Linked DNA regions of Homo sapiens: region 2 is linked to region 1. The links are chromatin contacts, found by Hi-C or POLR2A ChIA-PET in ENCODE. All regions are on one chromosome and are shown on one strand. Each heading gives the region's core, a stretch centred on a gene start or an enhancer-like site at or near the end of the contact. The rest is flanking DNA. Distances are from core to core; before and after follow the strand shown. Region 1 overlaps GLP2R (glucagon like peptide 2 receptor). Region 2 holds the start of RCVRN (recoverin).

Evidence for each region. A loop is a pair of places that touch in the nucleus more often than their neighbours do. ChIA-PET counts read pairs that join two places held with the same protein, here RNA polymerase II (POLR2A). Pooled maps may share reads with other maps.
Region 2: a loop to region 1 is called in a map of IMR-90, with 2.8 times the contacts of the local background. The contact joins the promoter of RCVRN here to the enhancer-like site in region 1. A Hi-C loop is called at or near these places in 2 of 168 maps with a recorded cell type or tissue (GM12878 and IMR-90) and 2 of 50 pooled maps. POLR2A ChIA-PET finds 5 or more read pairs at or near these places in 1 of 52 experiments (Caco-2).

Annotation. Positions count from the first base shown.
Region 1 is chr17:9,840,117-9,845,669 of GRCh38, reverse strand. It overlaps GLP2R (glucagon like peptide 2 receptor), which reads right to left. Exons shown (of 13, transcript NM_004246.3): 4 at 3,054-3,175. Among named protein-coding and RNA genes, the nearest start is that of GLP2R, 17 kb to the right of the region's middle. Within about 2 kb of position 3,174, at least 17 of the 41 ENCODE cell types and tissues checked have a DNase peak (open chromatin) inside an H3K27ac peak, as active enhancers do.
Region 2 is chr17:9,902,424-9,907,976 of GRCh38, reverse strand. It overlaps RCVRN (recoverin), which reads left to right and starts at 2,706. Exons shown (of 3, transcript NM_002903.3): 1 at 2,706-3,177. The coding sequence starts at 2,797.

The DNA of each region.
Region 1 (5,553 bases), core at 1,925-4,424:
AGTGAACTATGATCACAGCCCTAGGACTGAACCAGAGAGGCCAGGGAGGGAGAGAAGTGTTTGTAGGGTCCAGGGAAGATAGTCTGAAAAGAAAAGAAACGCAATAATCACAACTATCAAATGCCTATTGTGTGCCAGGAGGTGGATGAATCACTCCACATTCATTGCCCTCTGAAGCCTCACAACTAAGCCTGCAAAGCGGGTATTTTCAACCCCATCTTACGATGCCTGCAGAGAGGCTAGGTGGCTCCCGTGACAAGAATAGTGTTTCTAAAACTGAACTCCTTGCCTTCCCCTGTCCCCAGACTTTATTGTATAGAATATCTTTAACATTTAATGGGATAATATTTAAATGACTTTAGAGAGCTAAAGAATTCCAACTAAATCATGAAATAAAGCCACAATTCAGCCTGGGCAATATGGTGAAACCCTGTCTCTACAAAAAATACCAGATGTGGTGGTGTGCACCTGTAGTCCCAGCTACTCAGGAGGCTGAGGTGGGAGGATCACTTGAGCCTGGAAGGTGGAGGCTGTGGTGGGCCATGATCGCGTCACTGCACTCCACCCTGGGGAACAGAGACAGACTCTATCTCAAAAAAAAAAAAAGCCACAACTTGGGAGTGGCGGAGAGTGGGGGTGTTTTGCAGGTTCAAATTAGGGCACAGAATTAGGTAGAAAGGACCAGGCACGGTGGCCCATGCCTGTAATCCCAGCACTTTGGGAGGCCAAGGCGGGTGGATCACCTGAGGTCAGGAGTTCGAGACCAGCCTGGACAACATGGTGAAACCCCGTCTCTACTAAAGATATAAAAATTAGACGGGCGTGGTGGCACGCACCTGTAGTCCCAGGTACTTGGGAGGCTGAGGCAGGAGAATTGCTTGAACCCGGGAGGCAGAGGTTGCAGTGAGCCAAGATCATGCCATTGCACTCCAGCCTAGGTGACAGAGCGAGACTCTGCCTCACAAAAAAAAAAAAAAAAAAAAAAAAAAAAAAAAAAAAAAGAATTAGGTAGTAAAATATTGAGAATCCAAAGGGCAAGGCCTCTCCCTGTATCCTTCTCAGGGAGGGGCATTTTTAAGTCTCCTCAAGGGTCCAAGCCAGAAGCCTGCGATCTTGTTGTCCTTGGCTCTACCCTCTCACAGCCTCCAGCACCAGCCAGGTCCTACCGTTTTGCTCCTCGGTAAACCTATGAGTCCACCCTCCCTCTTCTTCCACCCCTGGGCGCTCTCTTCCTATCCGGCCTGAGTTGCTGCCACGGTTCCTGCCTGTTGTCCCTGCCTTCTGCCTCCAGCATGGCCCCAGTCTCCGATCTCCATAACTAACTCATGTGTTGACAAGTTCACTCCTCTCCAATCTGCCAGGACAAATCTGTCAACACATAAGTTAGTTATGTCCCTCTCCTACTTCAATATACAAAGTCCTAAGTCCTTCACCGGGCACAGGAGGCCTTCACCACCTACCTCTCCCGAGGCCTCTACCTCCACCTGTGTCCTCCTCAGGCCCTACCTCACCTGCCCAGCAGCACTCAAGGTGGCCCCAGAGCCCCGTGAGCTCTTTGACCCTAGGTGTGTTTCTCCCTTTTGCTCTCTCTCTTACTATGGCCATCTCCTTCTCACCCTGCAGGGCTAGGCTTGAGCAGCCTTCCTGGTCCCCTGTCTGCATCAGTTTCCCCATCCTCCATGACCCTGGGCATCTGACACTTCCCTCCCAGCAACGATCACACTGTCCCTATGCCTCACAAGATCACAAGACTCTGAGCTCCCTGGAGGCAGTATCCACGTGCTATCCCCTGTTTATTCCCAGTGCCTGGTGCAAAAACCTAACCCATCGTATATGCTTCATTACTGTTTGTGGCCTGACCATCGGAATGAAAGAAACCAAGGTGTGGCCGTAGATATCTGTCTGATCCCCAAACACCTGTTCCTCCGCTTTGTGCAGCCTCTTGCATTGCACTTTGAAGGAAAGTGAGCAGATGTTGGACAAACAGGAGGTCCTCAGGGAGAAGAGCAAGAGTCCAACGAGAAAGTATGGTGCAGAAGGATTCTGGAAAGAACACATGTGGAGAGAAGTCTGAAGCATGGATTTGTTTGTTCATCCAAAAAACCTTTCCTGGGAAGCCATGGGGACTTGCGGACCAGTTACTGTGGTAGACCCTGGGGATAGGGCAGGAGTGCCTGCATAGACCATGCTGACCGTGTACCAGGTTTTCTCCTAAGAAACTGATGTCTGATGACTAAATCCTCACAACGTCACATGTAGCAAATATGATCCCTGTGGCATGAATGAGGAAGCAGAGGCCCAAGAAGATGAGGTAACTTGCACCAGGTTCACAGCCGGGAAGAGCAGAGTCTGGATATGAATACACAGACTGTTCCTCTGAGCATGCCACAGAGCTGTGGAAAATCCCAAGGATAAGGGACGTTTCGTTTCCCCTTTTGGGGGCTTATTAACATTCTTACTATTTGGAATGGAAATAGGGCTGCCTGACCCTAGACCCTGTGCTATGCCACTCCCTCGAGGCACACAAGTCCCCTGTCACCAGTGGATCTACATTCTGATGAGAGGGCTAGATAACAAATAAGCAACAGTGAGAATTTCAGGGAGGGGCAGGTGCCATAAAGGAGTCGAAGTGGGGGGTGGTGGGTGGTGGGTCGGGGGGATGTGGCAACCATAGAGGGCACTCTCTGGATTAGGTGACCCTGGAAGATCTCTCTTTGAAGGAGATATTTGGACTGAACCCTGGATGGTGAGAAGGAGCCAGCCACAGGGGAGCTGGGACAGGTGCTCCAGGCACGGGGAACAGCAAGCACAAATGCCAGGATCAATCCTGGAAGACTGACTTCTCTTAGGATTTTGCATGTCAGCCTAGTAGTGGAAGAAATTCCATGGCCGCCACAAGGGTTGCTGCTTTGCGGGACCTTCCTTAGCTTCCCCGGGGAGAGGCGCTGGAGAAGCCTCTTTGTGTGGCCCCTGGAGCCAGCAGGCCACTGGGGTGTCCCGAAGGAGGGTGGTTTGGACCCTGGATGCCTCCTCACTGAGCTGAGCAAACTCACGTTTTGCTTGAAGCTGTGGTTCTCGGAGCATTCGGAGTCATCCTGCCAAATATCCGTGGCGTTCTCTATCGTCTGCCAAGTCCCCTGAGCCAAGCAGTGTCTGTAGGCCCTTCCTGAGCTCTCTGAAAGTAAACAAAGCTCTGGAGGAAAGGTCAGAACACACAGCCCGTTCCCCTGAGCATGCCACAGAGCTGTGGAAAATCCCAGGGAGAAGGGATTTTCATTTCCCCTTTTGGGGGCTCATTAACATCCTCACTGTTTATTTGGGATGGAAAGGAAAACATGGAAGCTTCTCAATTTTGTAACACACCATGGTCTGCTAATGTCTGCTGTGTTTACCCAAAGTCTCTGGAGTTAGAACAGCCTCTGGTGACTCAGTGATGTTATAAGCCCTCCAAGGTTCAGCCCAGCTGGGAGATGCCAATCTGGGCTCCTGATGCTTGCTAGGTGGGGCATCTCTTCCTGAGGCTCATGCCATGCAGAAGAGAAAGTGGTGGGCACGTGGCTGACAGACTGGGGCTGAAGCCGGATGCGCCATCCATGCATGAGTGTGTCCTGGGCCTAGCTCTCCTAACCTCTAAGCCTTCCTCTGTTTTCATCAGGAACTGGGGATAATAATTGGTACCAACTCTCCATGATTTGGGAAAGGATTAAATGAAAGTGTATGTGAAAATGATGAGAAAAATCCCTCTGCGCATACAGACTGCCATTGTGACTCAGTCACATCTATCCCAGGAGACTCTCCCAGAAGGTCCTCCACCTGGAGGATTAGAGGCTGAGCTTGCAAACGAGAAGTCGAAATCTGTTGGTCCTTCCTAGTCCTGGCCCTGCATATCATGGGCCAACAGTAACTATATGCTGAATTCAATGAATGGACAACCAAAGGGTATAGCCCCCTACTCCCCTGACAGCTTTGCTAGGTAGGGTGTCTAATTGACATCTCAAACAACACACTCCAAACCACACCCTTTTTCTTCTTTTCAAAATCTGCTCCACCCACCTATTTTACCACCTCAGTGGATGGCAAACCCGTCCTTCCAATCCCCCGGCCCTAAACTTCAGAGTCACCCTCCCCTTCTGTCTCTCATAGCCTTCCTCAGGTCCTCTAGCTAATCTGTCATCCCTGCCTTCATCTGTACCCAGAATCTGACTGCCACTTTCACCTCCTGCTTCCATCCTGTGGAACCATCACCTCCCACCGGGAGATGGGACTCCTCTGACAGTCCTGCCCCTCACATCTGTGGGCAACCCAGCAGTCAGAGCAAGCTGAATAAAATATCAGCCACACAGGCCAGGCGTGGTGGCTCACGCCTGTAACCCCAGCACTTTGGGAGGTCGAGGTGGGTGGATCACCTGAGGTCAGGAGTTCGAGACCAGCCTGGCCAACATGGTGAAACCCTGTCTCTACTAAAAATACAAAAAAAAAAAAAAAATTAGCTAGGCATGGTAGCGAGCTCCTGTAGTCCCAGCTACTAGGGAGGCTGAGGCAGGAGAATTGCTTGAACCTGGGAGGCAGAGGTTGCAGTGAGCTGAGATCACGCCATTGCATTCTAGCCTGGGTGACAGAGGGAGACTCTGTCTCAAAAAAAAAAAAAAAATTAGCCACACCATGTCATGCTTCTCTCCAAATCTTCCAAGGGCTTTCTGAGAAAAAGTCTTCTGGCCTTTCACGAAGCCCCCTAAGATCTGGCCCGTAACTCTCTGTTGTAACCTGTTGCTTCTCTCCCCTCTTCACCACAGCCACATCTGCCTACTTCTCTTCATGGAACAGGCCAGGCATGGTCCCCGCATAGAGCGCCATTGACCTGCTGTCTCCTTCCCTCCTGAACACCCTCCCTCTAAAACCTTTACCTTTTCTACATCTTCACCAAAATGTCACCTTGCCATCGAAGACTTCCTTAACTACCCAGTTTACAGGTGCAACACATCACCCCACTCCAACCATCCCATCCCTTCCCTTCCCCATCTTGTTTAACATAGATCACATTCAAACATAGTCTGCACTTATTTATGATGCTTATTGATAATTGTCTGTCTCTCCTGCAAGAATGTAAGCCCCACGAGGAGAGAGATCTTACTCGGTTTTTGTCACTAATATATCCCAAGCACTTAAAAATAATGCATGGCATACAACAGGTGCTTCATAAATATTAGTTGAATGAGTGAATGGTAAGAATGTCACTTGACACTTGCATTGTCTGTACTAGCCATAATGCTTTGTGCTGGGAATGCAAAGATACAAATAGGGCTCAGCTCTGGCTGGGGGAGTGCAAAGAAAAATCGCCGTAAACGATTATAAATGCTAAGACAGAAGACTGCACAGGTATAGAAGAGGCCTCAGAGGCCGGGTGCGGTGGCTCACGCCTGTAATCCCAGCATTTTGGGAGGCCAAGGCGGGAGGTTCACGAGGTCAGAAGTTCGAGACCAGCCTGGCCAACATAGTGAAACCCTGTCTCTATTAAAAATACACAAATTAGCTTGGTATGGTGATGTGTGCCTG
Region 2 (5,553 bases), core at 1,457-3,956, 63 kb before region 1:
CGATTCCAGGGTGTGGCTTGGGCTCCCGTTTGTTTTCAAGGCTAGTGACTGTCCTGTTTCTAACTGCTCTTGAGAATAAATGCACGCTACAGGATGGTGAAAGCCTAGGAGAGGAAGGACTCCTATTCAGAAGTAATATTCTCACTGGGCGCAGTGGCTCATGCCTGTAATCCCAGCACTTGGGGAGGCCAAAGCAGGCAGATCATGAGGTCAGGGGATCGAGACCGGCCTGACCAACAAGGTGAAATCCCATCTCTGCTAAAAACACAAAAATTAGCTGGGCATGGTGGTGAGCGCCTGTAATCCCAGCTACTTGGGAGGCTGAGGCAGGAAAATCGCTTGAACCTGGGAGGCAGAGGTTGCAGTGAGCCGAGATCGTGCCATTGCACTCCAGCCTGGGCGCAGAATGAGGCTCTGTCTTAAAAAAAAAAAAACAAAAAAAACAAACAAACAAAAAAAAAAAAACTCACAAAGTGATGGAAAAAAATTAGAAAGTTCACACACACACCCCAATATGCAGGTTTCCTGAGAAATCTCTGAAACTGTACTGGGCAGAGCGGCTGGGAGGGATGAGTCTGCCCCTTGGTGCCTGAACCTCTCGGTCCTTCCAGAGTGACATGAGGTGGGCCTGGCAGGTGGCTTTCTCCCAGCAGCAGGGACCTACCTTCTGCTGCCACTAGCCTGTTAGTAAGTAGGCTAAAATCCCCACTTTACACTTTGAGATGCAAGGCGGGCGGATCACCTGAGGTCAGGAGTTTACGAGACCAGCCTGACCAATATGGTGAAACCTCGACTCTACTAAAAATACCAAAAAAAAATTAGCTGGGCGTGGTGGCAGACACCTGTAGTCCCAGCTTCTCAGGGGACTGAGACAGGAGAATTGCTTGAAACCAGGAGGCGGAGGTTGCAGTGAGCCAAGATCGTGCCCAGCCTAAGTGACAGAGGGAGACTCCGTCTAAAAAAAAACCAGTTTACCTGCCTGGAGACCGTGGGGTTTATTCTTCATCATTCTCACCCCAGGGCAAAAAGAGACAACTCTCCATCCACGGTGGCAAGGCTGGGGTTCTGAGTGTGTCCCCTCGAGCACTGCGCTCCGCTAAGGAAAGTGCACGCCCACCCTCCCTTCCTTCTGGGTGACAAGAATCCAGGTGTGCAGCGTCCTCACTAGGTTGCTTCCTCGTGCTTGATACTCCCCGCTGAGCTGCACAGACGCGAAGCCTGCCTTTGCACAGCTCCGTCTCTGACCACTCAGTTATTTATCCATTCACTCAGCAAACACGTTTTCTTGCCTGCTCACTCCAAGTCCACTGCAGACGGACACCCTGCAGCCTGCCATGGACCCACAGATAGATTGTGTTTGGCCCACACCATGTTTTGTTTTGTTTTTGTTTTTGTTTTTGTTTTGTTTTTTTGAGATGGAGTCTCACACTTGTCACCCAGGCTGGAGTGCAATGGTGCAATCTCGGCTCACTGCAACCTCTGCCTCCCGGGTTCAAGCGATTCTCCAGCCTCAGCCTCCCAAGTAGCTGGGATTACAGTCACCTGCCACCATGCCCGGCTAATTTTTTGTATTTTTAGTAGAGACAGGGTTTCACCATGTTGGCCAGGCTGGTCTCGAACTCCTAACCTTGTAATCTCCCCACTCAGTCTCCCAAAGTGCTGGGATTACAGACGTGAGCCACCATTAAAATTTTGAATTAATTGCCAAAGTTGAAAAGTGTGGAAATTGCAAGAAAAATTCTGATTTTTGGATTTCTCTTGAATAATTTAAAAAAACCCAAAAATCTCACCATCCCATGTGACCACGTTCTCTGGCAGCCCCTTCCCGAGGTGACACAGGCCTGGCTGCCCCCTGCTGGTCCCTTCAGGCAGTTCACCTTCACTCCCTGTGACTGATGGACAATAACAAAACGAGTGTTTAGCATTAGCCATGTGCCAGTTTCTAAGTGTGTCAGACATATTGACTCACATCAGCCTCACAATGACAGTGTGGTAGATGCTATGATGCCCATTTATTCAAGAAAGACTTGCTGGGGGCCCAAGCCTATCAGGTTCTGGCAATGGAAATGCATCCGGGAACAACACAGACAAAATCCCATCCTTCACGGAGCTTTCATTCCGGTGAGGGGACATGCAGCGTGCCGATGATGGTGGGGGTTGTGCTATTATAGATAGAGGGTCAGTATAGGCCTGGCTGAGCAGGTGACATTTAAGCAGAGACATGACTGCAGTGAAGGTTTAGAAGAGTGTCCCAGGTGGAAAGAGGTGAAGAAACAAGCCTGGGGCCACACAGCTAGTTAAGTAGCCAAGCTGGGACTTGAACCCATGCTGGCCCCAGAGTCTGTGCTCCTAACCATTGCATTCTAGGGCTTGATATGAGATGCCAGCCCCGCCCCGAGATGCTCAGAGTTAGTGAGGAAGAGAAACAGGGAACATGGCTGCTGTTAGAGGGCTGGGGCTGGGGGTGCCGGAGGCCCCAGCTCTGAGGGTTCCAACCTCCTGTCCTGTTCTAGTATCGTCCCGGGAGGCCGAGATGAATTGCCTGCCTGCCCTGGGCTCTTTATTTTAATCTCACTAGGGTTCTGGGAGCACCCCCCCCCACCGCTCCCGCCCTCCACAAAGCTCCTGGGCCCCTCCTCCCTTCAAGGATTGCGAAGAACTGGTCGCAAATCCTCCTAAGCCACCAGCATCTCGGTCTTCAGCTCACACCAGCCTTGAGCCCAGCCTGCGGCCAGGGGACCACGCACGTCCCACCCACCCAGCGACTCCCCAGCCGCTGCCCACTCTTCCTCACTCATGGGGAACAGCAAAAGTGGGGCCCTGTCCAAGGAGATCCTGGAGGAGCTGCAGCTGAACACCAAGTTCTCGGAGGAGGAGCTGTGCTCCTGGTACCAGTCCTTCCTGAAGGACTGTCCCACCGGCCGCATCACCCAGCAGCAGTTCCAGAGCATCTACGCCAAGTTCTTCCCCGACACCGACCCCAAGGCCTACGCCCAGCATGTGTTCCGCAGCTTCGATTCCAACCTCGACGGCACCCTGGACTTCAAGGAGTACGTCATCGCCCTGCACATGACCACCGCGGGCAAGACCAACCAGAAGCTGGAGTGGGCCTTCTCCCTCTACGACGTGGACGGTAACGGGACCATCAGCAAGAATGAAGTGCTGGAGATCGTCATGGTCAGTCTCCCCTCTCCCCTTCTGGCTGGGCGGTGCCGGGGTCGCTCCGGGCTGGGGGTCCCCTGCTGCAGCTGCTGCAGAGGGAGTGGATCTGTGGGTGGAGCGGGGGATGCGGGCCACTGGCTCTGAGAGCGTGGTGCTCCGAGATGCTGATATTGATAGAGGGGTGGGCACTTGCCCACAGCTTCGTTGTCTTCCCGGAGCAGAATCTGAGTGTTTCCTAATACAGCCATGTTATGCTTGGCTTCACGATGTTTGGGTCAACAACGGACGATATAGACCACTGTGGTCCCATAAGATTGTAATGGAGCTGAAAAATTCCTACTGCCTAGTGACGTCATAGCACAGTTACTTTATTTTTCAAATGCATTTAGTGTAGCCTAAGTGTATCCGTAAAGTCTGTAGTTGTGTACGGTAATGTCCTAGTTCTTCACATTCACTCACTACTCACTCACTGACTCACCCAGAGCAACTCCCAGTCCTGCAAGCTCCACTCATGGTGAGTGCCCTAGACAGGTCTACCATTTTGTATCTTGGTTTTTTATTTTTTATTTTTTTGAGATGGAGTCTCACTCTGTAGCCCAGAGCTGGAGTGCAATAGTGCGATCTTGGCTCACTGCAACCTCTGCCTCCCGAGTTCAAGCAATTCTCCTGTCTCAGCCTCCCGAGTAGCTGGGATTACAGGTGTGCACCACTATGCCTAGCTAATTTTTGTATTTTTAGTAGAGACGGGGTTTCACCATGTTGGTCAGGCTGGTCTCAAACTCCCGACCTCCAGCGATCCGCCAGCCTCAGCCTCCCAAAGTGCTGGGATTTACAGGCATGAGCCACTGTGCCCGGCCCATTTTTTATCTTTATACTGTATTTTTACTGCATGATTTCTATGTTTAGCTATGTTTAGATGCACAAATACTTACCATCGTGTGACAACTGCCTGCAACATTCAGGACAGTCACGTGCTGCACAGGTTTGTAGCCTAGGAGCAAAAGGCTGGACCATGGAGCTCAGGGATGTAGTCGGCTCTACCATCTGTGTTCGTGCAAGGATGCTCTATGATGTTCCCACATAGAAGTTGCCTTAAGATGTGTTTCTCGGAATGTATTCCTGTCTCTGAGCGACACGTGACTATATTTACATTTTTTCTTTCTCTCCATCCTTTGTTTCTTCCTTCCTTTATTAAAATGTCCTTTGAAATTTTCAGCAGTACACATTCAAGTTGAATCACTGTTCATTCTAAACACACAATATGCTTCTAATATAAAGTAGAAAGAGGTCAAAGTTGGGGGCATGAACTCTGAGTTCTAGTCCTCATGTTCTCCCCAGCGCGGGGCGGATCATGGCACCACGCATGAGCCCCCGCTTCCCACGCGCGGCGTGGCTCCCCGGCTCCTGACAGTTTCCCTGTGAGGCGCACAGGCTTCCATATGGTTCCCAACACGCCTTCTCCCCTGTCCATACTGTCCTCCTGTCAGATCCTTTGTTGTGAAAGTAATGGCAAAAACCATAATTACTTTTCCACTAACCTCGTAGGTGTCTTGAAAATGGTTTATCTGATATAAAAGTAACTCATGAAATTTAGAAACCTAGGCAAAAGAGACTAACAATTGCCTCTAATTCCAACATCCAGGGAAAACTTTTCTTAGTATATCAGTATATACCTTTTCAGTCTTTTACCTATATAATTTTAAATAATGTTAAAGCTATGACATATTCACATACGATTTTTTATCATACATTTTTCAGTTACTCTTTTATCATGAGTGCTTTCCATATCATTACATATTCTTCCAAAACACTTTTTTTTTTTCTTCAGACAGAGTTTTGCTCTTGTCGCCCAGGCTGGAGTGCAGTGGCGTGATCTCAGCTCACTGCAACCTCCCCCTCCTGGGTTTGAGCAATTCTCCTGCCTCAGCCTCACGAGTAGCTGGGATTACAGGCACCTGCCCAGCTAATTTTTGTATTTTAGTAGAGACGGGGTTTCACCATGTTGGCCAGGCTGGTCTCGAACTCCTGACCTCAGGTGATCTGCCCGCCTCGGCCTCCCAAAGTGCTGGGATTACAGGCGTGAGCTTCCGCACCCAACCTCTTCCAAAACTCTTTTAATAGCTGCTTGGAATTCTGGCTTATGGAAATGTGGAAATTATTGAACATTCCTATGTTTTTGGACATTAGGTTGTTTCCATTTCTTTCCTATTATACCAGTTCTAATTTCCTTCATTTGATTTTTTTTTAATTTATTCTTTTTCAGTCCCCCTGCCCCTGCCACTTACCTTATTCTTCTAATTCCATTCCTGTTAGTAGAGACTATTGTTTAGATGTTAATAACTTTGTGTGCATTGGCAATCATGCTTTCATTTGCATGATGACAAATGCACA